Linked DNA regions of Homo sapiens: region 2 is linked to region 1. The links are chromatin loops, found by intact Hi-C in ENCODE. Cell type or tissue: gastrocnemius medialis. All regions are shown on one strand. Links, peaks and the distances in the headings refer to the core of each region. The heading gives the core; the rest is flanking DNA. Region 1 overlaps LOC105371878 (a long non-coding RNA gene). Region 2 overlaps MAP2K6 (mitogen-activated protein kinase kinase 6).

Region 1 (12,743 bases), core at 1,730-9,729:
GATCAAGTAATTCAACTTCTAGCAATCTATCCTGTGTGCATAGTGTAAGGTATGGGTGGGGAGGAAGGGGAGAGAACTGAAATGTAGCCCTAGATGTGAGCTTATTTATATTCATCATATTCTTTATTTACAATTTAAAATAGAAAAACAACACAATGTTCAAAAGATATTTTGAACACAATACACAATACACAATACACAAGTCTGTGTTTGTACCCTAACACGCTCAAAAAATAGTTGAGTGTGTTGTGGCACAACATAGAAAATTAGACAGCCAAAACTTTTAATTTTTTTAATCATGGGAAAATGATTACATTCTATTTTAAAATGTAGGATAATGGCTGGGTGTGGTAGCTTACGCCTGTAATCCCAGCACTTTGGGAGGCTGAGGCGGGCAGATCACCTGAGGTCAGGAGTTTGAGACCATCCTGACCAACATGATGAAACCCCGTCTCTACTAAAAATACAAAAATTAGCTGGGTGTGGCGGTGCACATCTGTAATCCCAGCTACTCAGGAGGCTGAGGCACAAGAATGGCTTGAACCCAGGAGGTGGAGGTTGCAGTGAGCTGAGATCGAGTCACTGCACTCCAGCCTGGGCAACAGAGTGAGACTCTGTCTCAAAAAAAAAAAAAAAGAAAAGAAAAGAAAAGAAAAAAGAAAAAAATGTAGAATAAAAAGTTATTTATGTACTGTGACAGCCACAATGTAAAATATATGTATAGATGCATAGAGAAAAGCCTTAGGAAATATATTACAAAAGATTAACAGTGATTATGTCTGGGTAGCAGGATTATATGAATTTTTATCACATTTTTTGCAATAAGCATACAGTGTATTGATAACATTAAAAAATTTTTTCAAAGTGAACAAATATGTAAATGTGGGGTAAAGTCAAAATAGGAAAGCTAAATGTGTATGATTATCTAGGAAACCCACCAAGTATCTTAATGATGAGATGAAATGAATTTTCTAATAAAATCTCAGGTAAATAAATTTAGGCTGTATTTATTTGTTTGTTTATTTATTTATTTTAGCTCTATTGTTCTTTGTAATCCCCAAAGGGTTTCCTTCCTTATTCTGCCCATGTTTACAGGTTGGAGATAGAAAAATAAGGAGAATGCTTCTGTTTACAGTGTGTAAATTGAATTTATTGTTCTTTTAGATAGGGCTGCTGAATGGAACACACGAAAAGCCATTTTTTTTTGTATGTAACTTTTTTTTATGCCTTGCCTTATTTCCAACATAGGGGTCCTCAAATTTTCTTTACAACAGAGTTGAATTTCAGGCTTCAGTGGAAGTAACGATGAAACCTGATCTTCTGCTATTAAAGAATCTCCTCCTGCTGCTCTCTATCCTTAAGCTTGATGAGATCCCTTTTGAAAATAAATGTTCGGGCTGGGTGCAGTGGTTCATGCCTGCAATCCCAGCACTTTGGGAGGCCGAGGCGGGCGGATCACCTGAGGTCAGGAGTTTGAGACCAGCCTGGCCAACATGGTGAAACCCCATCTCTACTAAAAATACAAAAATTAGCCCGGCGTATTGGCACATGCCTGTAGTCCCAGTTACTCAGGAGGCTGAGGTTGGGAGGATTGCTTCAACCCAGGAGGTAAAGGTTGCAGTGAGCTGAGATAGCGCCACTACACTGCAGTCGGGTTGACAGAGCGAGACTCTGTCTCAAAGAAAAAAGAAAAGAAAGGAGGGGAGGGGAGGGGAGGGGAAAGGAGAGGAGAGGAGAGGAGAGGAGTTGAGGTCATTATTACAAACAATTCTGCCTGAGGGGAGGGGAGGGAAGAGGAGAGCAGAGGAGAGGAGAGGAGGGGAGAGGAGTTCATTATTACAAACAATTCTGCCTGACACTGAAACATGACTTTTGTTATTGTGGATTGGTTTGTCTTTCTTTTCTTTTTTCAGACAGTCTCGCTCTGTCGCCCAGGTGCAATGGTGTGATCTCGGCTCACTGCAACCTCCGTCTCCCGGGTTCAAGTGATTCTCCTGCCTTAGCTACCTGAGTAGCTGGGATTACAGGGATGCACCACCACACTCGGCTAATTTTTTTTCTATTTTTAGTAGAGATGGGGTTTCACCATGTTGACCAGGCTAGTCTCGAACTCCTGACCCCATGATCCACCTCCCAAAGTGCTGGGATTACAGGCGTGAGCTACCGCAACTGGCCTCAGGTTTACTTTATTTTTTTTTTATTTTTATTTGAAATAAAGTCTCACTCTGTCACCCAGGCTGGAATGCAGTGGCATGATCTCGGCTTACTGCAACCTCTGCCTCACGAGGTCAAGTGATTCTCCTGCCTCAGCCTCCCAAGTAGCTGGGATTACAGTCATGTGCCATCAAGCCCGGCTAATTTTTGTATTTTTAGTAGAGATGGGGTTTCACCATGTTGGCCAGGCTGGTCTCAAACGCCTCACCTCAGGTGATCCGCCCGCCTCGGCCTCCCAAAGTGCTGGAATTACAGGTGTGAGCCACCATGCCCGGCCCGGTTTTACTTTAGAATGTCCTTGGACAACAGCGTAACTGCCTAATGAATTCTTCCTACCCATTGCACTGACAAAACCAATTCACTGAGACCATGGCATTGCAATAAAAAAGAATTTAATTGACATGAGGCTGGTCACACCCCATGGGAGACTAATTTATTACTCCAATCAATTTCCCTGAAAATGTGAGCCTGGGCAACATGGCAAAACCTGTCTCTACAAAAAAATACAAAAATTAGCCAGGTGTGGCGTGCACCTGGAGTCCCAACTACTTGGGAGGCTAAGCCTGGGAGGTAAGGCTGCGGTGAGCCCGGATCACACCACTGCACTCCAGCCTGGGCAACAGAGTGAGACTCTGTCTCTAAATAAATAAACAAACTATAAGCTAAATGTCTCTCAAAGTTAGCTTGGCCTAAGCCCAGGAATAATTAAGGGCAGTTTGGGGATTAAAGGCAAGATGCGGGTTGGTTAGTCCTCTCACTGTCATAATTTTCTCACTTTTATAATTTTTGTGAAGGCGATTTCAAGAAGTGGAGTCTATTCAGTTAGTTGGGGGATTTAGAATTTTATTTTTGGTTTACACTTTCCAAAAAGCCCAGCTCTGAGAAGTAAAAGTCTAGGCTTTCAAATATGTGTGTGTGTGTGTGTGTGTGTGTGTGTGTGTGTGTGTGTGTGTGTATTCAGACAGGGTCTTGGTCTGTCACCCAGGCTAGAGTGCAGTGGCATGATCCCAGCTCACTGCAGCCTCAAACTCCTAGGCTCCAGAGATCCTACTGTTACAGTAGGTAATTAGTCTGATATGAGCAGAGGAGGAGAGGCTCCTCTCCACATCAGGAATGTCAGGTGACCATCAGGTGATGGTCAGTCAGTGGTTACACTGTCTCTTTAAAAGAATAATTAGTCGCAGCTGGTGGCAGGGAAAGGCAGTCGCCCAACAGATAGAAACACCTGAAACTGGTGATCAGCATCTTCCTGATAAGATCTCAGGAGTTGAGCAACTGGGCTCAAGCATGTGCACTAAGAGGCAAAATAGCAGAGTTTAACTGGTATATGACCTTTCTCTGGAAATGCTTGACTGGTAAGGGAAGAACACCTTAAGTGAGCATGTGTACAACTTCAGTAAACACACTTCAAGTGCAGCCCCTCCAAGTGCTAGCAGGCCACTGTGCATGCAGATCGCCCACCCCAAAGGAAGAATCAGGGGAGAAGTAATGCAACCCTGGAAGTATGCCAGTGTGTAAGATCCCAAGTCAAAGGCCAAACTGCACACTTGAATCTCTCAGGTTGCCTGCTTGGCCTTCTTCCAGTGTATTTTACTTCCTTTCATTCCTGCTCTAAAACTTTTTAATAAACTTTCATTCCTGCTCTAAAACTTGCCTCAGTCTCTCACTCTGCCTTATGCCCCTCCATCAGATTCTTTCTTCTGAGGAACAAGAATTGACGTTGCTGCAGACCTGTATGGATTCGCCACTGCCAACACTCCCACCTCAGCCCTCTGAATAAGCAGGACAACAGGTGTGCATCATCATGCTCAGCTAATTGTGTGTGTGTGTGTGTGTGTGTGTGTGTGAAGACGACTTTTCACTATGTTGCCCAGACTTGTCTCAAACTCCCGGACTCAAGTGATCCTCCTTCACTGGCCTCCGAAAGTGCTGGGATTACAGGCATAAGCCACCATACCCAGCCCCTCAGAAATATTTTTTTATTTGTGTTTTTCAAAAGCTTATTTTGGAGTACAAATGCCACCAATTTGACTATTCCATCTCTATGTTAAGTATACTGGGTAGTTCGAATTTCATAATATAATTTACAGAAGATGGGAACAACCTCAGTAAATAACTCAAAATTTATCTGTGTGTTCAAGACCACACTCATTTATTCAACCTATATTTGTTGAGCACTAACTATGTGCTAGACATTGTCCTAAACACTGATGGGTATACTTCAAAAGATAAAAATACAGTTGGTTTTCACAGCATGTAATAAGTTCCCTGAAACATTTTGAAAGAAAAGTGGTGACCCAAATATATGTTGTACTACAATAATTCATTGGTGGTTGAACACCAGATAATGTACTCTGGGGACCTAGGCAAAGAATATGAGCATATCACCACCTGAATAAAACCATGAATTAGTTACAAAAGCAGAATCCCAATCGATTTCCAGATTGGCATCAAGGTAAACCAAACAGTGTTACAAATCCAACTCAGGCAAACAAGAGATTAATGAGCTAATAAAAAAAAAAAAAGCAAGCAAGTCACAGACTAAGAGGAAACCAATGCATAAAAAAGTTCAAAATAGGGCTGGACGCAGTGGCTCACACCTGTAATCCCAGCACTTTGGGAGGCCAAGGTGGGCAGATCACGAGGTCAGGAGTTTGAGACCAGCCTGGCCAACATGGTGAAACCCCGTCTCTACTAAAAATACTAAAATTAGCCAGGCGTGGTGGCTAATTTTAGCTAGCTGTAATCCTAGCTACTCGGGAGGCTAGGAGAATCACTTGAACCCGGCAGGAGAATCACTTGAACCCTGGAGGTGGAGGTTGCAGTGAGCTGAGATCACGCCACTGCACTCCAGCCTGGGCGACAAAATGAGACTCCGTCTGAAAAAAAAAAATTCAAAATAGAAGGGAGGTGAAACTGGCATAATTCTCTGAGTGTGGATTTAAGTATTCACCAATCTTGATGAATACTTAAATATAATGTTTGACATTGTGTCAGTGGCCTCAAGCCTAATCATGCTAGTGTAATAATCTTTTTTGGCTTTTGCATTTTCTTTCTTTCTTTTTTCTTCTTCTTATTTTTTGAGATAGAGTCTCCCTCTGTTGCCCAGGCTGGAGTGCCGTGGCACAATCTCGGCTCATTGCAACCTCCGCCTTTCGGCTTCAAGTGATTCTCCTGCCTCAACCTCCCGAGTAGCTGGAACTACAGGTGTGCTCCACCATGCCTGGCTAATTTTTGTATTTTTGGTAGAGATGGGGTTTCGCTATGTTGGCCAGGCTGGTCTCAAACTCCTGGGCTCAAGTGATCTGTCACCCTCAGCCTCCCAGTGTGTTGGGATCACAGATGTGAGCCACTGCGCCTGGCTCCTTTTGCACTTTCAAGACAGTTATAAGCAACTTATATAAGTTATAAGTTATTTTAGAACAAATTAAGTAATACTTATGCACAGTCTGAATAACAACGAAGTTCTAAGTCACATTCGTTTCTCTTTATTTTCTCTTGGCTTTCTTCTATTTGCATGGCCTCAAGTATCACCTCAATACTCAATCTGTAACCCGTAAGAGCAGCCCAAGCAAATGACTTGGCACATCTTCCAAATTCTAGTGATGCATCACCAAATGCTTGCTGGCCATTTTCCCCGACTGTTTTGACATCTCAAACTCACGATGTCCCAGACATCACCTTCCTGGAAATGTATCTATCCTGCTGTAATCATATGCACCCCCTTCATGGTGCATGTGATCACCATGGCACCACCCCCATCCCTTTTCTTCTAAACTCCTTCCTCTTCCAAGTCTCCCAGATTCAGAACCTCAAAGCTGTCTTTGATTTTTGTGTCTGAATCACTATCCTTCTAGCTTACAATTCCCATCCAGGCTCAGATTCATACTAAATCGAGGTAATCAGTGAGGTAGTCTTTACATATGTTTGATTTTTATTTGTATATGCTATAGAGAGGCATATCTCTGGGTCATATTCATGACCTCTTTTTAATGCCTCTTTTTATTTTTTTTGGCCACTTTAAGAAGATGTAGAAGAGATGTATGTGGTTGCAGCAAGTTGTTTTATTTGTATTCATGAGTGCTGCCAGTCTGCTGAAAAATGCTTGTCGATGATGGACTGTTCTCAGTTATCCATTCCCTAGTTTTCTCTGTGAAAGAGAAATTGGTCACCTTTCACTCCAGCCTGGGCAACAGAGCAGGACCCTGTCTTAAAAATAAAATCGATTACTTTTATTGAACAGTATAAAAAAGAGGATAACATTCCATCAAGTGTAATAGTGACAGAAAAATAAAACTGTGCTTTCCTTTTCCAAAAAAAAACCAAAAAAAAAAAAACCAGGTATTGTCCTAAAGCAGCAATCCTCAGTGATGTAGACTGAATATTTGTGTTCTGCCAAAATTCATATGTTAAAATCTGTTGCCAAAATGTGATGTGATTACGAGGTGGGGTCGTTGGAAGGTGACCAATGACCGAGGCTGGAGCCCTTATAAAAGAAACTCCAGGCTGGGGGCAGTAGCTCACACCTATTTGGGAGGCCAAGGTGGGTGGATCGCTTGAGCCCAGGAGCTCAGATACCAGCCTGGCCAACACGGCAAAACCCCATCCCTACTAAAATGACAAAAATTAGGCAGGTGTGATGGCATGCTTGTAGTCCCAGCAGCTTGGGAGGCTGAGGCAGGAGAATCACTTAAACCCAGGAGGCAGAAGTTGCAGTGAGCTGAGATCATGCAAGCACACTCCAGCCTGGGCGACAGAGTGAGACTGTCTCAAAAAAAAAAAAAGAAACTCCAGAGAGATCCCTTCCTTTTCTGCTCTTCCACCATATGAGGACACAGTGAAAAGACAGCTGCCTGTGAAACAGCAAGCTGGCCCTGATCAGACACTGAAATCTGCCAGTATCTTGATGGTGGACCCCCCCAGCCTCCAGAACTGTAAAAAATACATGCTAATTGTTTATAAGCCACTCAGTTTATGATATTGTGTTGTAGCAACATGAACTAAGACAGTACTTAATTATGCTTTTTCATATTCTGGAAACAACATTTTAAGACAGTGATTCTCTTTCAGGGTATCTGTAACATCCAAATAATACAAACATAATAATACTGAAGGAAACCAGAATATGCCACCCCAAAATATGCTGCTTTGACATAAAAATTATTTTCAGGCTGACGGCATTACAAAGCAGCAAACAGAAGAAAAGCTATCTCTATCCAACCCCTTTTCTCCCTTAATTTTTCTTTACTGGAGACAACCCTAGACTCTTACCAGCCCAGACATGGCACCAGAGGAATCTGCAAACAAACTTTACTGCACTAGTTTCCTCCCATATATTTTACCTTCCCACAGTTTCTAAGCCACTGCTTTGAATTACTTTTCATTGAGATTTCTCTGCATGATGTGTGTTATATTCATCAATAACTTAACTTTTCTCTTGTTAATCTATCTTTCATTATAGAAATCCCAGCTAAGAACTAGGAGGAGTTTAGGAAAAAATTAATTAGTTTTCCTCCTGACAATGCCAAGATAGAATGTTAATATGCAACATGTTCATCATTGCTATTTTAAAATCAATCAATATTTAAAATTTTCTTTGTTTCAATTACCAAAACATTAAGTGTTGATAGTTATAATCCACATAGACAAAAGTTCTTTGAGATACTCAGTAAGTCCTACAAGTACAAAGTGGTACAGAAACCAACAAGCCCAAGTGTATTAATATGATTTTATTACATTAGTATTATACTATAGTATTATATTACTAGACTTTGAAATGGGCATAAAAGGGTACCAGGTGTCATATTATGCACACCTTTCTGGGTTATCTCTTGTCATTATCTATGAGGTATTTTATAACTCTGTAAATTGTAGAGAGCTAAGAATAATACACATGATTTCTGACCATAGAAATGCAGATGAATTGTGTGCTGGCAGAAAGCAACTGATTATTGCCCTATGGATATTGACAACTTTCACCAGTTTTGCAGCTATTTTAAAATGTATTTCAGCATTCCTGATTGCCTACGTATCGTTAGCATTTTAGATTTTCCTTTGAACCACATGTCTCTTGATAAACTAGGAGTTCTTCATTGATAAGAGTTATGTATTCTTTATTCCCTTATCATCTAATTGGTGCTATAATCATTGGGGGGAGTTAAATAAGGTCAGTCTAACTGGTAAGTATTTGAGTATGAGAATGTTAATACTTGCCTTATTTTTTTATAGGGTTTCCTTTATTTTAGTAATTTACTTTCCTGCAGTATTTGTCCTTAATTCTATATAAATTTTTTACAGATTATACAATTAATTAGCTGAAGTGAAACAACAAAAGTTAGAAAAAGCAAAGCAAGAAGATTGTACCCAAAATAGAGCAAGGGAAAAAATTTATAAGGGGAGCAGGCAGATGGGGAGAGGGACTTCAGTGTTTCAAGCCTAAAGCATACCACAACTGAAACTGTTAAATTTAATTTTTATTCGCTCTACAGAAAACACTAGAGAAACTTTGAGCCAAAAATACATGCTGACTTTATACAGTGTAAAGAGTTTTAAAAATTATGTGTACTACTAGACAAAATTATTTAAAGTCAATACCTTTTTCTTCAAGGAATTTCACATCTTGTGATTCCTTCCCTGCTCATCAAGGTTACCTTAGTTTCTCTAAAGATTGAGTCAAGATTTATCTTCAAGATAGTGCTTTTCAAAAGAATTGATGCATAATCCACAGTTGTCCTGTCTGCCCACAGTTCTTTTATTTTGGTTCATTTTATCTCCACTTGAATATGGACATACTGATGCCACTTTCAAAAATTCTCTACATTTTAAAAAATAAATGGCTCTCAATTTCTGACATCCTCTCTAAACCCAAATGAGTTCAAATCATATTTGTTCATAAGTTGTCACACTGAAGAATAGCATGGGATATACCACTACCTTCAAATCCAGACATTATGTCCTCAAGATAAAAGGCTTAACCAAAAAAAAAAAAAGTCCATCTCGATGTATTATGCCAACATGAAACTGGAATAGTAAATCAACATAGCTGAAAATTTCCCCATGTCGTATGCTTTTTATTTTTTATTTTTGTTATTTATTTGTTTTTTGAGACAGATTCTCACTGTGTCACCCAGGCTGGAGTGCAGTGGCATGATCATGGCTTACTGCAGCCTCAACCTCCTGGGCTCAGGCGATCCTTCCACCTCAGCCTACTGAGTAGCTGGGACTACAGGCACATGCCACCATGCCTGACTAATTTTTGTATTTTTTATAGAGGAGGTTTCATCTTGTTGCCCAGGCTGGTTTTATGCTTTTAAATGATCAGCTCTACAGGCTTGGAGCCAACCTTTATGGTTATCAATACCCCCATAACTTTAACCTGTCTTAGGTATCAGACTATTCCTTTTTTATTTTTTCCTTGCTCTGTCGCCCAGGCTGGAGAGCAGTGGTGTGATCACAGCTCACTGCAGCCTTGACCTCCTAAGCTCAGTTGATCCTCCCACCTCAGCCTTCTGAGTAGCTGGGATCACAGGTGTGTGCCACCATGGCTGGCTAATTTTTGCTTTTTTTGTAGAGACGAGGGTCTCACTATGTTACTCAGGCTGGTCTTGAACTCTTGGTCTCAAGCAATCCTCCCACTTGGCCTCCCGAAGTGCTGGGATTACAGGCACCAGCCAGCACACCTGGCCTAATACTCCTTCTTATATGTGTCAAAAATCATACTAAACAATTAGTTCTGGGTTGCAAATGAGGATTTGTTTTTTTGCGTCTGTCCATACATTTTTGTTAATATTTGTCCTCTTTTGGGAGTTTTAATTCCTTTATTCCTCAAACAGGTGCAACCCATAACAGACCTCCTGTATTAGTTATTTCCTTCTCCAACATTTCTCTTTCTTTTTTCCTTTTCTTGTGTTATTCATCAATTCCACCCCCAAAATCCAATGAATTGAGTTAGGCAGGGCACGTATTTGTGTGTGCATATAAGGAGATTGTGGCAAAGGTCATATATGATACTCCTTTTTTTTTTTTTTTTTTTTTTGAGACAGAATCTCGCTTTGTTGCCCAGGCTGGAGTGCAGTGGTGTGATCTCGGCTCACTGGAACCTCAGCCTCCCAGGTTCAAGTGATTCTCCTGCCTCAGCCTCCAGAGTAGCTGGGATTACAGGCATGCACCACCACGCCTGGCTAATTTTTGTATTTTTAGTAGAGATGGGGTTTTGCCATGTTGGCCAGGCTGGTCTCAAACTCCTGACCTCAGGTGATCCACCCTTCTCGGCCTCCCAAAGTGCTGGGATTACAGGTGTGAGCCACCACACCCGGCCATGATATTACTATTAAGCATACAAAACAAGTATGGAGTATACTCTTGTAGTGGATAAAAGGTATACAGACATAGAATACAGATCTCCTGCCCCCAGAGTTTATTATTACCTGGAAGAGGAGAAAATACATTTATAGAAATAATGTGTTGCAAGGAGGAAATTCTATAAAAGTGATACTGATAGAATGACATAGGCCTTCTGAAGAAGAAGAGAATCCTTCCTGCTTGGGAGGTAAGAATAAATTCAGGGTGAACTATTGCATTACGAATTTCTCATCTTGAGATTCTAATTAAGTTTAAAAAAAAAAAAACACACAACTAGCTCAGGCATGGTGGCTCACACCTGTAATCTCAGCATTTTGGGAAGCTGAGGCAGGAGGATCCCTTGAGCCCAGGAGTTCTGGCTGCAGTGAGCTATGATTGTGCCACTGCACTCCAGCCTGGGCAACAGAGCAACAGGCTGTTAAAACATCCTCTCTGTCACACACACACACACACACACACACACACACTACATAGAATGGAAGTTTTCTTCACTGGGGAGATCTTATACCTTACCAAAGGTTTTCAGTTGGGAGAATATTTTTTCAATAAACATAATAAAGTGGTATTAATAAGAAATGCACAGTATATGGACTATATATATATATATATTTAAGTTTTGTCAAGTTTTAATAAAATGGTTAAGAGTATCTGGTGTGGAAACAAACTCCTGAGTTTTAATTCTAATTCTACCACCTTCTGGCAATGTGACCGAGGGTAGATAACTGTTCAATATCTGCAAAATGCAGATTATTATAGATGTTGTTCTTCAGTTGTGAGCACTAGATGTGATAACAGTGCATTCAAAGCAGACTCGAAGGCCGGACTCGAAGGTGGTGGCTCACTCCTGTAATCCTAGCATTTTGGGAGGCTGAGGCGGGCTGATCGCTTGAACTTGGGAGTTGGAGACCAGCCTGGCTAACATGGCGAAACCACATCTCTACAAAAATACAAAGATTAGCTGAGTGCAGTGGCACGCACCTGTGGTTCCAGCTATTCAGGAGGCTGAGGTTGGGGGATTGCTTGAGTCTGGCAGACAGAGGTTGCAGTGAGCCAAGATCACACCACTGCAGTCCAGCCTGAGCAACAGAGCGAGTCTAAAAATAACAATAATACAGTTAAATTAAAAAATAAAGAAAAACCCAAAACAGACTCAAAGAGAAATGTTATTTTAGAGTCAATAAGAGTAGTAGCAGCAGGAATACAAAGACTTGAATAAAAAGCTAGAAGTTGCCAGATTTTTTGGTCTTCTAACTTATTAGAAAATACATTTGTTTGGATAAACATTGGAATAAATAAATACATTTTTTACTAAGTAGATACCTGTTAACTTTCTGCTGAAAATTCATGACAAGCCAATAAAATTCTGCACTGGAAAACAAACAAAAAGCAAACATAAAAGGGCTAACCAAACTCATTTTAAAAACATACATTCATATTTGCATGATAATGCATAAGAGCCAAACCAGTTTAATTCAAATTGCATAACAATTTCAATAAACATGATGTTTCATGTATATAAAATAAAATACATATTAATTGCCATTAGATGCCATTACTAGCTTACCCCATTATGTATTAAGTTCATATAACAAGTGTAAAACTTTTAGAGAAATCCACACTTTGACTTTCATCTTGGTTCTGTAAATAACAAGACTGCTATATAAACAGTTGTTTTGAATAAACATTAGAAATACACAACTTTCCGTACTGACATTTTTTCTAGAATTTTTGGCATAGTAAGTCATTATTTTATATCATAGCACAATAAAATAGTTTCTAAATAAGGCCTGAGGTTAATTTTCCCACCTTTGCATAGAAATTACATTCTATACTTGGTCATGCCGTTCTCTGTTGTGGAAGGTGAACTATGCTGTAAAACTAACAGGGTCTAGTTTAGTGAAAACCAGACAGGCTTCCTGGCCCACCTGTGCTGACTGTATAAAAGCATGTCCTAAGCTGAGAGCACAGATTACTCAATGGTTCATTCAGGCATAAGAACTCAGCAGCCACACTAGAGCAATATTTTGACATAGCCTAGAAAAGCACTGCCCTCTGTGGGTAGTTATAGAAGGGTTTGTTAGGACGTGTTGGAGCCAGATACTATGAACTCCCAAAGCTGATAGCCAGCTGAACTGATTGCCTCGTGTGTTTGCTTGGAAGAGACCAGC
Region 2 (12,743 bases), core at 2,406-10,405, 110 kb after region 1:
AGACAGAGTTTTGCTCTCGTTGCCCAGGCTGGAGTGCAATGGCGCGATCTTGGCTCACTGCAAACTCCACCTCCCGGGTTCAAGCAATTCTCCTGCCTCAGCCTCTCGAGTAGCTGGGATTACAGGCGCGTGCCACAACACCTGGCTAATTTTTGTATTTTTAATAGAGATGTGGTTTCACCATGTTGGCCAGGCTGGTCTCGAACTCCTGACCTCAGTAGATCCGCCCGCATCGGCCTCCCAAAGTGCTGGGATTACAGGCGTGAGCCACAGCTCCTGTCCTGGCCTTTCAGTTTTAAACCCAGAAACATCCAGAGCAAACTGGGTGTAGTTGATCATCCTGTTTAGTGGACCTTCTAGGAACCTGGCTGTGGCTGGTCTGGAGCGGTGAGTGCCTATGCTTCGGGCCTCTTTGGCGGAAAATAACACCTGTGTCTTGAGATGTCTCTTCTGTTCCATTACAGAGAAGAAACTTGGTTAGGGATGGCCTGGGGTTTGTATTGAGTCTTATTTTAAAGTAAGGCAATTTTATGTCTTTAGAACTTCAGGAAATCATTGATTCTAGAGATTGGCTTGAATTACCCTTCTCCATTGTAATTATCAGATATTGAAACTCATTAGAGTTTGGTCTACTCAGAGCTACCCAACTGTGACGTTCATAAGGTGGATGGTAATTGGAGGGTGAGGTGTTGTTGTGTACAGAGATTTGCTTGACTGGATCAATTGTTTTCTCAGTGGGGTCTAGGCATCTGGTGATGTCTGCCCTAAGTGATTTTTCCCCACTGGTCTGTCACCACTAAACCCTGTTATTTCTACCCAGAGATGTCTCCCCACCTAGCCTTCCTCCTTCATCCTAGTTAATTGCTTTCTTGTGGGTATTGACCATTTCATGAGTACTCTTACCCCACCTGCCCTTATCTAGAGATGTTTTTCATCACTCTACAAATCCCTGCCCTGCACTGCTGCTGACTATCTTCCTACAACACATCTGTCCCCACGCTTCCGTTTTAAAGTTGTCCCTGCTGCTTCCTTTGGACACTTCCATTTGACTGATAAATGCCAGCTTCTTAGCTTGGACGCCCTACCTGACCTACTGCTTCACGGCCGTGCATACGGAATCCTCTCACAACCCACGTTTTTGCATATGCTGTTCCCTTCTAGAACATCTCCTTTTCCTTGTGGAACCATCCTCTCTGATCTAAATCAAATGTCTTCTCTGTGAGACCTCCTCAGCAAGAGTTCCTACCCCAGAGAGACTTCAGCATCTCTCTACAATGGTGGTTTCTTCTGTTGAAGGATGCAGCTTGGGATTTAGCAGATCAAAGCATGGCCCCTGCTAGTCCTTCTAATTACCTTTGTGCATTAACAGGAAGCATTTGAGGAAGGACTCCCACGCCAGCACCATTACACTATTTTCCCTGTCTTATCTGATGCCTGTGGACACGTTTATCCCCTAGGTTGAGTGGTATTTACCTGGAAATCTTCAGTGTTTGGCCCACAGTTGGTATTTGTATGAATGTCTGAATGAACATAGGAGCTCAAGTTGGAATTTTCATAGGGGATCCTCTTCTTATTAAAGTCTGTCCTTCCCTGGGGGCTTGCTACTCCAAGTATGGTCCCTGGACTTGCAGACCAGCAGCCTGGCAACATCAGGGAGCTTGTTAGAAATGCAGGCTTGCAGCTGGGTGCAGTGGCTCACACCTGTAATCCCAGTTCTCTGGGAGGCCGAGGCAGGAGGATCACTTGAGCTAAAAACAAACAAACAAACAAACAAAAATTAGCTGGGCACGGTGGCCTGTGCCTGGAATCTCAGCTATTCAGGAGGCTGAGGCTGGAGGATTGCTTGAGCCCAGGAGATAGAGGCTGTGGTGAGCTATGATCACACTACTCCAGCCTGGGTAACAGAGTGAGATGCTGTCTCAAAACAAAACCAAAACCAAAACAAAACAAAAGAGGCAGGATCTCCAATCTCACCCCAGAGCTGCTGCATCAGGATCTGTCTTCTAGCAATGTCTGCAGAAGATTCCTGTGCACATTAAAGTTCGGGAAGCACTGCTCTAGGCTGGTCTCAAATTATGGCCCATTACTACCTATAACACAATACCTTAGAATTAAGGGAGTCCTAACAAAATTGCAACTGCCTTTCTTCCTTCCTTCCTTCTGTCCCTCCTTCTTTCTTTCATTTTTTTCTTGGAGGCAGAATCTTGCTCTGTCGCCCAGGCTGGAGTGCAATGGTGCCATCTAGGCTCACTGCAACCTCCGCCTTCTGGGTTCCAGTGATCCTCGTGCCTGAGCCTCCCAAGTAGCTGGGGCTACAGGTGCCCGCCATCAAGCCCGCTAATTTTTGTATTCTTAGTAGAGATGGGGTTTCACCATCTTGGCCAGGCTGGTCTCAAACTCCTGTCCTCAAGTGATCTGCCTGTCTCGGCCTCCCAAAGTGCTGGGATTCCAGGCGTGAGCCACTGCACCCTGCCGCTCCTTCTTTCTTAAAATGTACATTCAAGGACCTGCCCTCTACCTACTGAATCAGAATCCCAGTGGGGAGGGCCACTGTATTTTAAACAAATACCTCAGGAGATTCTTATCACCCTGAAGTATAAGGACCACATTCCAGGGCAAATTTTAACTCTTTAGTTGTCTCTGATTTTCCCCAAAACCGTGGACTGAAGATGCTCACCTTCAAAATTAGTGTTAACTCTGTTGTGGTCTATACCCATCTACCTTTCCAGTTTCCCTGTTGCTGTTAATAGCACTATCGTTCTCCTACTGTCCCTAGATTTCTACCTGGCTTTCATTCCCATTATTGAAATACTCTTACCTTGTGCAGTGTCTCCACGTTTCAGGAAAGAAAAGAAGAAGTTTTTGTTAGCATCTGTGGCCTTTTCTAGTAATTGTCCTGTTTCTTTGCAGGTGTTACTTTCCTGTCAAGTTCATGGTGTGTCGCCCCTGTCCTCGTTCTCTGTTGTAGTCTGCCTTCTCTTCCCACTTCTCCACCAAAACTCTTCTCTCAAAAGTCACCAGGGACTTCCTTATTTTCAAATTCACTGACCTTTTGGAGCACATTAAAGCAAACCTCTTAGAGGTTGGCAACCTTATAAAAAAATTTGTATTTGGTTCTAACCTCCTTTGCTGGTGTGCAAAGTTGAACATGAATAGCAACCTCTAAGCCAGAGAGAAATTGGATCTTACTGTGTCTTTACTTGCCAGCCCCCAGGGTAGGAAAGTAGTTGGTCACTGAAAGTTTTTATACTTAAAAACGTGTTTTACAAATTCAGGTTTACTGTGATTTTTTTTAAACATTAAGCTAGTTATTTTAATTTCTAATTCCTTTGATTACTGAATTCCTTCAGGCAAATAATTGCCTGTACTTTTCTTGTGATGGTTAATATTATGTAGTTGATTCTAACTAGAATTTTCCCTTGTTTTCTGGAATGCACCCATATTCAGAGTAACTAAATAAGTCATTATCTTTCCTTTGAGAATATGGGAACTAAATCTTTACAATTCAAGGAAAAGAGAAGAACTTAGATTAAAAGGAAATAGAATAAGAAATACATACACTGGGGATCATGCCTATAATCCCAGAACTTTGGGAGGCCGAGATAGGTGGATCACCTGAGGTCAGGAGTTCGAGACCAGCCTGGCCAACATGGTAAAACCCTGTCTCAACTAAAGATACAAAAATTAGCCAGATGTGGTGGTGCGTGCCTATAGTCCCAGCTACTCGGGAGGCTGAGGCAGGAGAATCGCTTGAACCCGAAAGGCGGAGGCTGCAGTGAGCTGAGATTGCACCACTGCACTCCAGCCCGGGCAACAGCAAGACTCTGTCTCAAAAAAAAAAAAAAAAAAAAAAAAAAGAGGAAAAAAAGAAATACACAAGAAATACATAGATTGCAAGGTGTCTTTCTTAAAAAAAAAATTTTGTTTCCTTCTTCGCTGCCTCCTTCCCTCCCTTCCTCTTTTTCTTCCTTCCTCCCTTTCCTTCATCCTGCCTTCTGCCTTCCCTTTCTCCCTCCCTTTCTTCTTTCCTTTTCCCCTCCTTCCTCCCTTCGTTCCTCTTTTTCTTCCTTCCTTCCTTTCCTTCTCCCTGCCTTCCACCTTCCCTCCCTCCCTCCCTCCCTTTCTTCTTTCCTTTTTACCCTCCTTCTCTCCCTTCCTCCCTTCATCTTTTTCTTTCCTCCATTCTTTCTTTTTACGTATTCATCAGACACATCCCAGATAGCACATTAGGCTCTGGGGATAGAGCAATGAAACAAAAGTGGCCCCTTGCCTTTGAGATGCTTCCAGCTTAGCATGGGGCAGTCCTGTCATCAAATAAACATAACAGATTGCTAAACATACTGGGAAAGTCAGGGTCCAGTGGTGAGGGGAGGGTGTCATGAAGGTGGGGTACATGGAGAAAGGGTGGAAACTCATATTAGAAGGACAGGTGCTTGAGCTGAATGTCAAAAGTTTGCACCATTAGGAAGACGGAGGTATTTAACGCACTGCAGATACATGAGCAAGACCCGGAGGTGTGAGGTTACCTGGTGCAGCTGAAGGAGTATTGAGAGATGAGGCTGGGGCAAGCAAGGAGGAACGTGTTGGGATTTTAATGTGGGAAGTAGCATGAACATATGTCTGTGATGGAGGACAGTGGATAGGAGAAGTTTACTCCTCAAAAATGAGAGATCAGTAAGAAAACCAGTGCAAAAGTCTAGCTAAGACTTGTTAGACCAGGGCACAGTATTTTGTTGTTGTTGTTGGGATAGGGTCCCAATGTGTCACCCTGGAATGCAGTGGCATGATCATGGCTCACTGCAGCCTTGACCTCCTGGGCTCAAGTGATCCTCCCACCTCAGCCTCCCAAGTAGCTGGAACTACAGGGGTGTGCCACCACCCTTGGTTAATTTTGGTGTTTTTGTAGAGAGGGGGTGTCCCCATGTTACTCAGGCTGATTTTGAATTCCTGGGCTCAAGAGATCCACCTGCCTTGGCCTCCCAAGGTGCTGGGATTACAGGCCTGAGCCACCATACCTGGTTGGGGTGCAGTATTAAGAAGTGACATAGAGTGGTAGAAACCTGGAGAATAGGTTGCCGTGGGTGAGCCGCACGGGGAAAGAATAGGCTGAAGACAGAATCAACCTTTGATCAGGAGGAGTGAAGGAAGAGCTCCTTAGAGAAGTAGGATGTGATACAGATTCAAAACACTCAATATCCCTTTCTGACTAACAAGAAAGTCCTTTTTCTACTATAAAAAGCATATAGTAAAAGATGTGAGTGGTATTCCCTTATTCCTTTGCCTTCTGGAGTAACTCACAGCAAATTGACTCCCCTTTCAACAAGACAGCTCTTGAAATGATTGAAAGAAAACTCTCATGACTTTCCTTAATCTCTTCCTCCCTGGTTTATGTACTCCTGGGTGTCCTCACTGCTCTGTATGTGACATGGTTTCTAAACCACTCACCTGCCCTGTGAACATAGCCAGCAGCACGTGGTCCCGATGCAATGGAAAGAATGAGGGCAGTGACTGGCCCTGTCTTCATCCTTTTCTCCTTCAGCGGAGATTTATTTCTTCCAATTTCTGCAGCCAACTCTGTGGGAGTTGTTGGGTTGGTGAACCCGAGGGGTGGAAGAGACAGCTCTGGGACCACTGAATAGCCTAGCTTTGTTTAGGGGCATGTTTTCCTGACTGTTTATGGTGCCTGACAGGGTTGTTTTTGTTCTGGGGAGAGCTCATTTGATAAAGCAGGCTGCTGAGAAAGCTGTGGGGCTCCACTTTTTCTGGGGATATCTCCAAGGCCCCCCAGGGAGCTGCGATTTAGCATCCCGCAGGCACCCCTTGCTCACGGAGGTCATCTGAGGCCCTTTGCATCCTCGTCCCAAGTCTAACTCAGATAGTGGAGGGGAGAGAAACTGTTGCCAGCTTCACCAGCTTAATAGTAGTCAGGAAGGAGTTCAGGCCAGCAAGATTCCATTTTAATCGTCAATCACACATTACCAAATAAAAAAGAAAGAAAAAGCTGCAGCTGTGTGCCACTCTTCATAACTTTTCCTCCGTGGTTGGCAGTCAGATTGCTTTCTTTTGCAGAAAACACGATGTCAGGTTTAGTCAGAATTTATGTGTAGAAATTCGCAAGGAGGCAGTTTGGAAAGGAAGGTGAAATTAGTGAGGTTTTAGTTCGCACTTGGGACGAATTACAGACATTCGGGATGGTGGCATGCGAAAGTATGCTGCATTTTCCTTCTCAGCGCCCCCTGCTTCATCTCATAGCCCTGGGCACATTGCAGAATCCTTCACAGGCAGGGTTTAAATATAGCAAGGCACAACACTGGCCATAGAGGACACGAGAACCTCTACCTCAGTTAGCAGGGGACAGGTTAGCACCTCCTCTATCCAGGGGATGGACTCTGGTCAGCTGATTGGTGGCACGTACATTATTACGAGAGTAAAGAGATGCTTGGCTGGTCTCTGTGGACTCCAGCACATGCAGTCCCTCCATAAAACGACAAGAGAACACAGTGTGCTACTGAACGCCACTAGATCTGTATTGAGCCATCTACGTTTTCCTCTAGAGCCATGACAAAGATGGTTTTTCAAGTGAATTCTAGACCAGCCATCTAAGGAGCTTTAGGTTCAAGTCCCATTTCCACCCCATTTGAGTTTGACGGCCTTGGGTCACCTTCTCAACCACTCAGAACTACGGTTTCTTTTTCAATATGTGTATAGGCCATGGATATTTTTGCCCTGCATACGTGACCCTGTGTGATTAAGTCTCGGCCTCATTTCTGGGCCTCTCCTGCACTATTCTCCTTTTTCACACTCCGGGCGTCAGCTAGATGTTCTGCAAAGCCCTTGGATTTTCCACCTTCATGCTCTTGTTCTTGCTGCTTTCCTTCCCCTTGCCCTTAGAATGCCCTTTTCTCCATATTTGCCTTTAAGAAGTCATGTTTTTGGCCGGGCATGGTGGCTCATGCCTGTAATCCCAGCACTTTGGGAGGCTGAGGCGGGCGGAAAACGAGGTCAGGAGATCGAGACCATTCTGGCCAACACAGTGAAACCCCATGTGAAAGAGGCCCAGCAATGACTTGTCTTTTTTTTTTTTTTTTTTTTGCCTTTCATGGGCAGCACGCAGGGTGCTTTCTGGCTGATAAATCCATACGGTCAGGATTGGCTGACTCCTTCACGGTAATGGGAGATGTATTTGACACTGCTGCCCCTGCTGACCTGTGGGTGCACCAGCCACCGGGACACCTCCATGAGACACAGTGTTAGAGGTTTATGGCTAAGAAACTGATTTGAAGTGTGTGAACGTGTGCCAAGAAAAAATGATTCGGCTTTTGTTATTTTATAATGTTCAGATAATCAATATGAAGCATTTTTTTACATTTTGCTTTCACGTACATATATGTATGTGTGTATATATATGTGTGTGTATATACTTATATGTATATATATATCACTATATAATAGTGAATATATGTATATTATTCACTAATATACATATATGTATGTGTATATATATGTGTATCTATAATTATATGTATATATATCACTATATAATAGTGAATATAAGTATATTATTCACTAATATACATATATGTATGTGTGTATATATATACACACATATATGCACACACACACACATATGTATATATATATACACACGCAATCTTGGCTCGCTGCAACCTCCACCTCCCACGTTCAAGCGATTCTCCTGTCTCAGCCCCCAGAGTAGCTAGCTCCCTCTCTCTCTCTCTATATATATACACACACACATATATGTATATACATACATACACATACATATATGTATATACACACACACACACATATATACACACAAATACATATATGTATATTAGTGAATCTACTTAGAAAGAATTTTATTTTGAAAATAAGCTATAACCAACAATTTGGGAGGCCGAGGTGGGTGGATCACCTGAGGTCAGGAGTTCAAGACCAGCCTGGCCAACATGATGAAACCCCATCTCTACTAAAAATACAAAAAATTAGCCAGGGATGGTGGCGTGTGCCTGTAATCCCAGCTACTCTGGGGGCTGAGACAGGAGAATCGCTTGAACCTGGGAGGCGGAGGTTGCAGCGAGCCGAGATTGCGCCACTGCACTCCAGCTATACATTGCATAGGCTCACCAGTACAACAAAACCAGTTTGTTGATTGATAAATAAATATTTAAAATATTGTATGTTTTTATTTTATTTTTTAATTTATTTACTTATTTTTTTGAGACGGAGTCTCACTCTTGCTCAGGCTGGAGTGCAGTGGTGTGATCTCAGCTCACTGCTGCCTCTGCCTCCTGGGTTCAAGCGATTTTCCTGCCTCAGCCTCCCGAGTAGCTGGGATTACAGTGTCTGGGTCTTAGGTTCCTCATCTGTCAAATGGAGACAGTAATAGTTGATTACATAATTTTCATGAAGATTAAATGAGTTATTGCACGTTTAGTATAGTGCTTTCCCCTTATAAACACTCACTACTTATTTTTATTTTTTATTTTTTACTTTTGAGACAGAGTCTTGCTCTTTTGTCCAGGCTGGAGTTCGAGTCCAGGCTGGAGTGCAGAGGCACGATTTCAGCTCACTTCAATCTCCACCTCCCAGGTTCACGTGATTCTTCTGCCTCAGCCTCTTGAGTAGCTGGGACTACAGGCGTGCGCCGCCACGCCTGGCTAATTTTTGTATTTTTAGTAAAGATGAGGTTTCACTATGTTGCCCAAGCTGGTCTCAAACTCCTGACCTCAAGTGATCCGCCCATCTCAGTCCCCCGAAGTGCTGGGATTACAGGTGTTAGCCGCCGCTACTTATTTTTGTAAGATGTCCTTTTATCTTTGATAGATTATGTACTTATTTATTTATTTGAGACAGAGTCTCGCTCTGTTGCCCCAGCTGGAGTGCAGTGGTGTGATCTCAGCTCACTGCAACCTCTGTCTCCCGGGTTCAAGCAATTCTCCTGCTTCAGCCTCCCGAGTAGCTGGGATTACAGGCACGTGCCACCACGCCCGGCTAATTTTTGTATTTTTAGTAGAGACTGGGTTTCACCATGTTGGTCTGGTTGGTCTCGAACTCCTGACCTTGTGATCCCTCCGCCTCGGCCTCCCGAAGTGCTGGGATTATAGGCGTGAGCCACTGCCCCCATCCAGACTGTGCATTTATTTAAGAGAATAAATATTGTGTTCATTTTTACAGACCCCCACAGAGCCTGATGCATAATAGCTCCTTGATAATATTTGTTGATTGAATGAATGGTAGCTATTTTAATGGTCAGAGCCACCTGGACTCATTTAAGTTGCAATCTATGCATACGAGATTGGACCATATCCAGGCAAGAATTCCAGATTCATCCTGTCCTTGTCAGTACCCTAGTTGGGTTAACTGAAATGACTGCCTGGAACACAAAGTCTTTAATAAAATGATATTACTATGCTCTATAAATCTATAAGTTACAGCCTGCCCTTATTTCCCTTATTTAAATTTTTCCTGCCCTCTTGCATTTTGTATCAAAAGCAACCTAAGTTTAATAACTTCAGCAAAGGTAAACATTTCTTCCTTTTGCTTTAAGATTCCCAGTGTATGTGTATTCAATCAGCAAATGTTTGTGAAGCGACCTACTGTACACTTGGCAGCAGGCTGAAAGACAAAAGGCCACCTCCTGATACATCCTTATTGCTGATTTTGTTAATGGTAGAGGTGACAAGGTAGGGGATGCAGAGGAGGGATGTGCCCTTCCTGGTGATGTTTTGTTTTTTTCTTTTTTTTTTTTTGAAACAAAGTTTCGCTCTTGTTGTCCAGGCTGGAATACAATGGTGCAATCTCGGCTCACTGCAACCCCTGCCTCCTGAGTTCAAGAGATTTTCCTGCCTCAGCCTCCCAAATAGCTGGGATTATAGACGTGTGCCACCATGTCCAGCTAATGTTTTGTATTTAGTAGAGATGGGATCTCACCATGTTGGCTAGGCTGGTCTCAAACTACTGACCTCAGGTGATCTGCCCGCCTTGGCCTCCCAAAGTGCTGGGATTACAGGCATGAGCCACTGCACCCAGCCCTGGTGATGCTTTTTAGTGCCTCTAATTCTTCTGAGCCTTTTCCTCCACTTCTTAGAAATATATAGACCTTTGGCTGGGTGTGGTGGCTCATGCCTGTAATCCCAGGACTTTGGGAGGCCAAGGTGGGTGGATCACCTGAGGCCAATAGTTCAAGACCAGCCTAGCCAACATGATGAGACCCCATCAGTACTTAAAAAAAAAAAAAAAAATGCAAAAATTAGCCAAGCATGGTGGCGCACAGCTGTAGTCCCAGCTACCAGCTACTCGGGAGGCTGAGGCAGGAGAATAGCTTGAAACAGGAGGCGGAGGTTGCAGTGAGCCAAGAGCAAGCCACTACTCCAGCCTGGGTGACGGAGTGAGACTGTCTCAAAAAAAAAAAAAAAGAAAAGAAAAAAAGAAATATATAGACCTCCTCTTTCCACCCCCTTCCTCTAGTAGCTTGTCCTTTATCTTCCCTTCCTCTATGGAAAAGCATATTGTAAATTAAAGAAGTCAAAAATGCAAGAGGGTATTCTGTATTTTTACTTTTACTATGATCTCCGTTTTCCCAGAAAGTGTGTAGACCCTCCTTATCATCCCTCAGCTCTATTCCTTGGCCCATTCCTTTCTGGAATTTGTTTCTCAAGCCATCGGCACTGCATCCCCTCCAGTGGTTTGAAACCGGGCAAGACTTTGCATTCCAAAGCAAAAGTGGAAATCAGATGCTCTTAGCAATCCCTGTGAATGCCGGGAAATCCCGTGGCATTTTCTTACAGAAACAGGTTATACTGGGTGGATGGGTTTAAAGCATTATTCACAGGACTAATTGTATGACTTGGAGCAGCCTCGGTTTCCTCATCTTTCCTCATTTTTCCTCATAAAATGACTTCTACTCACTTAAGGCCTGTTCCAGGTTCAAAGATCTAGGATTCACTTATGTTATCAGTTAAATAGGCTTTTGTTGGGCTGATGGTGGAGGCTCCCCATTGAAATATTGTGTATCTGGGAAATATATGCAGAGCTAAACAATCAGATTAACGAGTGAACTTTTGATGTACCATCTGTTTATTATGGTGGTTCTACCATGAAATCTGTTGCAAAGATAATACTAACAAAGCAGAAAAGTGCATCTTAATATTTACATGGATTACAATAAGAATTGGTAATGACTCATGAACTGGTAATCTCAGCGGCTCCCATTCTATCCTTCTGGTTAATGCTTTACTTGAAGCTGAGTTTTGTTCCACTAATTATTTCTTCATACCTGCATCCTAGGCAGTAATAAAGGGGTCTCTATATAAGGCAAAGAATATGGAATTAAGTAAGCGAGGTACCATATATGAATAGGTACAAGAAGAGACTGAAACATGTTAGAATTTGTGTTTTGATACTTGTCAGGGAGAACTCCTGGGATGATGTTTTACCTAATACTTAATGATATCTGACTGCTCTGCTCTGCAGGGAGCACAGCCATGTGGTGCTCATTGGCTGATGTTTGTTAGGAAGTGGGCCATCTGTAGCCAGGAAGGCTTGAGATAATCAGGAGGGGGAAAGTGGGAGGAGAATGGATTGTATGGAGCTGTGAAATGCCATTGTGGTGAGTTTCCTTTCATTGTGTATTGATTGGGTTTTCTAGAGGACAGCTCTGGACTGAGTCTTTTTCCATTTTCACTGTTGCTAGGTTGACTGTTAAGTAATGCTTTTAGACTTCTTGGTGAGACAACTGAGAACATCCTGGAACTACCATACTATAAAAATGTTAATGTGTACATATCTATGTATAACAGTAACTCCCAAATCTCAGTTTTTATTCAGTCTTTTCCTTGAAGCTTAAGAATTGAGTAAGCAGTTGTTTGCTGGATTTCTTTTCTTAGTTTCGTGTTTTTTTTTTGTTAGAGTCTCACTCTGTCACTCAGGCTGGAGTGCAGTGGCATGTGATTTCAACTCACTGCAACAACCCAGGTTCAAGTGATTCTCCTGCCTCAGCCTCCCAAGTAGCTGGGATTACAGGCATGTGCCACCACGCCCAGCTAATTTTTGTATTTTTAGTAGAGACGAGGTTTCACCATGTTGGCCAGACTGGTCTCGAACTCCTGACCTCAAGTGATCCACCTGCCTTGGCCTCCCAAACTGCTGGAATTACAGGCATGAGCCATCACAACTGGCCTTGGATTTCTTTACCTGGTTGGTGCCTGAATCTTAACCTGTTTCAGCCCAAGTGCACCCCTTCCCGCATTCCTAGATTGCTTCTCCTGTGATAGTGTTCTCAGTTGTTACCTGCTATTTCCCTAGAAGGACCTTTAGTGTAATTCAGAGTTCCTTCTCCCCATCTCTACCATCACTAATCCAATCCAGGCCCTTCTCATCCTTCATTTGAGCCTCTGCTGTAATCTCTCAATTAGTTTTCCTGACTCCAGTTTCATCCTCTATTTGACCCACTCTCCATCTGCCACCAGAATGACTAAGGAAGTAATTCAACAACCATTTACGAGCCAATTACTCTTTTCAGGCTGGGATAACACAGCCAACGAATCACTGTTTCTGCTCTCGCAAAACTTAGTTTCTAGTACTGAAGGCCAATAAAGCTGTGTACGCAAACATAACTAATGTGTTTATAAACTGTTGCAAAGGAAACAAACCAGGATTTGAGGTGGAGGATGAAAGGGAAGGTATCCTTTGCGTAGGGTTGATGAACAAGGGCTGTCCTTGATGATGACATCGAA

The links. Hi-C counts contacts between places; a loop is a spot of excess contacts. Peaks named below come from ENCODE experiments on the same cell type or tissue, not always from the same donor. Only the 100,000 strongest peaks of a DNase experiment are listed, where the experiment ranks them.
Region 2: it touches region 1 in a loop (5-fold over the local background); 2 of 110 quality-filtered maps call a loop at or near these places.

What each region holds. Positions count from the first base shown.
Region 1 is chr17:69,345,233-69,357,975 of GRCh38, forward strand. All of the region lies in intron 3 of LOC105371878 (a long non-coding RNA gene), which reads left to right. It also overlaps the pseudogene LOC124900401. Among named protein-coding and RNA genes, the nearest start is that of ABCA5, 24 kb to the left of the region's middle. In gastrocnemius medialis, for the core only: no CTCF peak of the experiment used is centred there; DNase peaks (open chromatin) are centred at 4,979, 5,558 and 5,859; H3K27ac peaks cover 8,000 bases.
Region 2 is chr17:69,455,879-69,468,621 of GRCh38, forward strand. The region is part of intron 1 of MAP2K6 (mitogen-activated protein kinase kinase 6); the gene reads left to right. Among named protein-coding and RNA genes, the nearest start is that of MAP2K6-AS1, 23 kb to the right of the region's middle. In gastrocnemius medialis, for the core only: a CTCF peak has its summit at 6,221; DNase peaks (open chromatin) are centred at 5,463 and 6,393; H3K4me3 peaks cover 592 bases; H3K27ac peaks cover 7,806 bases.